2 separate regions of the Homo sapiens genome follow, and region 2 is linked to region 1. The links are chromatin contacts, found by Hi-C or POLR2A ChIA-PET in ENCODE. All regions are on one chromosome and are shown on one strand. Each heading gives the region's core, a stretch centred on a gene start or an enhancer-like site at or near the end of the contact. The rest is flanking DNA. Distances are from core to core; before and after follow the strand shown.

Region 1 (2,528 bases), core at 11-2,510:
TCCTTATGCCTCAGCCTCCCAAGTAGCTGGGATTACAGGCATAAGCCACCAGGCCTGGCTAATTTTTGTATTTTTAGTAGAGATGGGGTTTCACCATGTTGGCCAGGCTTGTCTCGAACTCCTGACCTCAGGTAATCCATCCCCCTCGGCCTCCCAAAGTGCTGGGATTACAGACATGAGCCACTGTGCCTGGCCGATGTGATGGTTTTATAAGGGTCTTCCCCCTTCGCTTGGCACTCATTCTCTCTCCTGCTACCCTGTGAAGAGGAGCCTTCCCTCATGATTGTGAGTTTCCTGAGGCTTCCCCAACCACGCAGAACCATGAGTTAATTAAACTTCTTTTCTTCATAAATTACCCAGTCTCATGTTATTTCTTCATAGCAGCATGAGAATGGACTAATACAGGAGTTTGTCCTCAGGTGTCGCTCTTCCTTCCAACCTCTCCAGGAGCAGCATTCAGGGCCAAGGGAGCCACGGTGACTCTAGCGCAGTGAGTCATAGGTGTTCAGGATGCAGAGGGAAGTTGTGTTGGAGAACAGGATGGGGCTGGGCTCCAAAGCCAAGCAGAAGAGAGTGGACTTGCTGAAGATGGTGGGACAGGGACACACACTGGACCTGGACTAGGGGCTTAGAATTTCAGCCCAGCTCTGCCACCAACTAGCCATGTGGTCTTGATCAAATCAGAGTACAGCCATGCACATCAGTGCCCTCGTCTGTAAAACTGGGCATTTGAAACAAATGACTACTGAGGGTTTGTGGTTTATTTTCTTTCCTGCTCTAAACAATAAAGCAAGACTCATGAAGAGTTTCTGAGAAAGAAAATGATGTCATTCAAGCCAGGTCTTGGTAGAATTAGCCTGGAAGTGGGGTGCTGGGTGTTGAATCAGCTGCGCATTGTGGCTTAAGCCAGTGGGGTTTTCTGTTCTTGCAACATAAAGAAGCCTGCATGCTGTGGGCAGTGTTCTTTGAGGCAGATATTAAGACACTGGGCTGTGAGACAATCATGTTTGAGTCCCAATTTCCATCATTTCAGAGCTGTGTGACTTTATAATAAAGCTTCGCTACACTATTTTGAGCCTGTTTCTTCACCTGCAAAGTCAGGGTTAATCAGAATGCCCACCCCCTGGTGCAGCTGCCAGATCTGGAGTTACTGCAGGCCAAGAGCCTAGAAGGGCGCCTGGTACATACGGAAGCACTCAGTAGACGCTGGCTTGCATCAACATGAATCCTGGCATGCTGCCAGCTATCTTTTGCTTTTGGCTTCCCTGAATGCATTCCCACCATTTCTCCCTGTGTTCCTGCCCTCCTCACTGCTCCTGCCCACTGAACTGCCGGCAATGCCTACTGTTGCCATAGTTTCCCCAGATAAATAGAATGCTTCCCTTATTTTAACTTGGACCTCACTGCCTTCTTCCTGAAACCCTTGGTGTTTTGGGAGCCATCACCACAGTTCCTTCTCTCTTCCCGTCTGCTCCAAGACATCTGCCCTTTCCAGGAATATAATCCAAAGCCTTCCTTTTGTGAGCTCATTTCAAATGTGCTCCTTGCCACACTGAAGCTGTGGTGGCTTTCTGCCCGGTTTGAACCTCCCTTTGCTGTTGTCCCTCCCTTGCCCAAGCACCCGCACCCCACCATACTGAAGATTTGGTGGTCAAGACTCCTGTGTTTTGTTTTTTTTTTTTTGAGACAAGAGTCTTGCTCTGTTGCCCAGGCTGGAGTGCAGTGGTGCGATCTCGACTCACTGCAAGCTCCGCATCCTGGGTTCACGCCATTCTCCCGCCTCAGCCTCCTGAGTAGCTGGGACTACAGGCACCTGCCACCATGCCGGGGTTTTTTTTTTTTTTTTTCTGTATTTTTAGTAGAGACAGGGTTTCACCGTGTTAGCCAGGATGGTCTCCATCTCCTGACCTCGTGGTCCGCCTGTCTCGGCCTCCCAAAGTGTTGGGATTACAGGCGTGAGCCACCGCGCCTGGCCAAGACTTCTTTATTTATTTATTTTTTGAGACAGTCTCGCTCTGTCGCCCAGGCTGGAGTACAATGGTGCAATCTCAGCTGGCTGCAACCTCCGTCTTCTGGGTTCAAGCGATTCTCCGGCCTCAGCCTCCCAAGTAGATGGGATTACAAGCATGCACCACCGCGCCCAGCTAATTTTTGTATTTTTAGTAGAGATGGACTTTTGCTATGTTGGCCAGGCTGATCTCAAACTCCTAGTCTCAAGTGATCCAACTGCCTTGGCCTCCCAAAGTGCTCTCCATCCTGGCTCCTCCACCTCTTGCCAGGCACCCTCCCTACAGAGCTAGTGCCTCATCCTTCCATGACCTCCTGCCCACATATGCTCTTTCAATCTAAGGTTTCTGCAAAAACTTTCAGGAAGGATCACATCTCCCAGAATTGCCTTCATAAGAACTTTTTTTTAATTATTTAGAAATGCAGTTATATACATAGAACAATTAAAATTAAATTAAACTTTGTACAAATATTAAAATACTATCTTCACACCCACTGCAATGTACAGGATACCAAAAAAT
Region 2 (2,528 bases), core at 20-2,519, 51 kb before region 1:
AAATTCAGACATAAGGCTGGGTAACATTTTCTGAAGGCAAATATTCCACCCGGACTCAAGATCGAAAACAACTGCTTATCAAAACTCTACCTACTTAGCAGATAATTCACCCAGTTCTAAATACTTACCACAAAACCAAAGCCTCTTTTCAGATCAATATCTCTTATCCGTCCATATCCCTTGAAGAATCTTTCCACGTCCTTCTCCCTGGCCGCTGGATTTAGTCTCCCGATGAATACCCGACAGCCACTCATGATGTCCGGCTAGTACTTCCTATTAGAAAGTAATTCAATCGAGATAATAGCAATGACTGTCACAGAGAAACGCCTGATTAAACAATCAAAAACATCAACGGCATAAAATGTTTACACAGTGATGTTATGAACGAGATTGCCAACAGAGCCTCTAATGAGGCCAGGTTACCTGCAGACAAAATGAAAACCCAGCTCCCTCCCAACACGGTCCGCTACTGGGCCCAGACCGCAGCAACCGCAACGCCCACTGCCACCTTTCCAACTGCGCAGCCGCACACTCTCCGGGCTCTCCGGCCCCCTCCCATCTGCCGCAGTTAGGAAAGGCCGAGAAGTGCGGGCGGAGCCGCCCGCGCCCTCCGCAAAGCCAGCCCAATGGCGGCCTCGCGGGCGCGTCACAGCGGGTGGAAGCCAGAATCTCGCGACGCCTCGACCGCGCCTGCGCCAACAGCAGCGGGCGGGCGCTCTGCGGCCACAAAATGGCGGCGGTGGAATCAAAGGCAGCAGAGCTGCGCGTGCCAAATTCCCTCTTCCCTTCTCCTCCCAGCAACCCCCTTCTCGGGGGTCACTGCGGCCGCCCTACAAAAGGCCCAGCCGCATCGCCAGCAAAGTCAGGGAGATCCCGGCCCACTATTCTACGTGTCCAGGAGATGAAGACATTAAGACTGGCAGGGACGGGCGCACAACCGCTGTGTAAAAACGACCCGAACAGTGACCGCCCTTTCACCTCAGTACCCCTCAAACAGTATGCCAAAAGGGAGACGTGCCCCAGCGCCCACCTCGAATCAACTGCGCTCATTAGACGCCATCCTCCGCAAAGAGAGCAGCCCCGGCCGCTCACGATCTGAGCGGCCATGAAGAAGCCTCGATCCGAGAAGGCTTGCCCTCAAAGTGAGCCACTCACCTACCGGACGGGGTCTTTGGCGGCTGAGACCCAGACAGGTCCGTAGTCTGCGACGGAGTCGTCGACCTCCACGCAGACCAGGACTTAACTCGTCTACGCCACTCCACAACTGACGCACTTAGCAGCTCTGGCGCTCCACAAAATGGAGGGCGCGTCCTACGTCACTTCCGGGGACGCCCCTGGGCCTTGGGTCCACCCCGTTGGACCTAGGGAAGACGGAAGTTTTGGGAGGGCCGGAAATTTAGGAGGATGTGGGCCTCTCTGACACTGCGAGTGACCGAACCCTGCTCCCGCGGTGGGTGGGGTCGGGGGCGAGAACTCGTTTGGGCTCGGCCGGCTGGTGCCGGAGTCTGGAGGGACATCTGTTGACGTCGTTCGCCCCTGCTAAGTCCTTGGCGTTCGGTTCATCATCATCTCTCCCAGAAGAGTCTCCTGAGAAAAGTGGCAACCCTTCTTGTATCTAAAGTTTTTCTTAGACACCCAGAAGATTACTAATTAGGAGAAACTTAGCTTTGCAGAAATACCTGGCCTTTCCTTAGCTCTTGCTGCTTGCAATTTAAATTTGCCCTCAAAGCAGGGAGCTCCTAGATGTTCGAGTTCTTTTTTCAACCATGCCACAGCTGTGTGGTTTTGTTGTGGTGAGAAGACTAAGGCACTGAAGTATTTTTTAAATGAAAGGATTTTCACTGATGAAATGTTGAAAATGGGACTGCAGCTAGAAGGCTGTCTTGAATTGAGGCTGGAATACAGATTTCTGCATGTCCGTCACTCTGGGAGAGTGGCTGGAAGAGGTTTCAAGCTGTTTTTTGTTGTTTTTTTTGAGACAGTCTTGCTCTGTCGCCCAGGCTGGAGTGCAGTGGCGCGATCTGGGCTCCGCCTCCCGGGTTCACGCCATTCTTCTGCCTCAGCCTCCCGAGTAGCTGCGACTACAGGCGCCCGCCACCACACCGGCTAATTTTTTTGTATTTTTAGTAGAGACGGGGTTTCACCGTGTTAGCCGGGATGGTCTCGATCTCCTGACCTCGTGATCGGCCCGTCTCGGCCTCCCAAAGTGCTGGGATTACAGGCATGAGCCACCGCGCCCGGCCTCAAGCTGCTTTTAAGTCCAAATGGTATTTGGTTAATCCTCTCCGTTCAGATTTCTGTAATGTAACACATGAAAGTTTACAATTCTTTAGAAACAGACAATGCCGTGCTTTCAAAGTGGGTGTAAAACACAGCCCTCCATATTAACTCCCGCGTTGTCCCGATAAGGTTGGTAGACCTAGAAACTTAGGCATAAAGAGATTGCTTAACTTCGCTTTAATGCTTTTATGTAGAACCCAGTGCACCCCATTTTTGAGAAGTGCCTGGAATGTGGAGTTGCATGCTTG

The links. Hi-C counts contacts between places; a loop is a spot of excess contacts on that map. ChIA-PET counts read pairs that join two places held with the same protein, here RNA polymerase II (POLR2A). Pooled maps may share reads with other maps.
Region 2: a map of natural killer cell shows a loop between it and region 1 (9-fold over the local background). The contact joins the promoter of SRSF5 here to the enhancer-like site in region 1. A Hi-C loop is called at or near these places in 9 of 168 maps with a recorded cell type or tissue (CD14-positive monocyte, CD8-positive, alpha-beta T cell, cardiac septum and 5 more) and 21 of 50 pooled maps. POLR2A ChIA-PET finds 5 or more read pairs at or near these places in 24 of 52 experiments (AG04450, BJ, CD4-positive, alpha-beta T cell and 18 more).

The regions. Positions count from the first base shown.
Region 1 is chr14:69,715,008-69,717,535 of GRCh38, reverse strand. SUSD6 (sushi domain containing 6) reads right to left here. Exons shown (of 6, transcript NM_014734.4): 6 at 2,392-2,528. Among named protein-coding and RNA genes, the nearest start is that of SRSF5, 51 kb to the left of the region's middle. Within about 2 kb of position 1,260, at least 21 of the 41 ENCODE cell types and tissues checked have a DNase peak (open chromatin) inside an H3K27ac peak, as active enhancers do; they include CD14-positive monocyte, CD8-positive, alpha-beta T cell, dorsolateral prefrontal cortex and 2 more, where a contact is called at or near this core.
Region 2 is chr14:69,765,883-69,768,410 of GRCh38, reverse strand. It overlaps SRSF5 (serine and arginine rich splicing factor 5), which reads right to left and starts at 1,269. Exons shown (of 8, transcript NM_001320214.2): 1 at 1,156-1,269; 2 at 129-273. The coding sequence starts at 254. LOC100289511 (a long non-coding RNA gene) reads left to right here and starts at 698. Exons shown (of 1, transcript NR_029378.1): 1 at 698-2,128. RefSeq lists enhancers at 343-392, 389-1,153, 1,263-1,312, 1,353-1,402.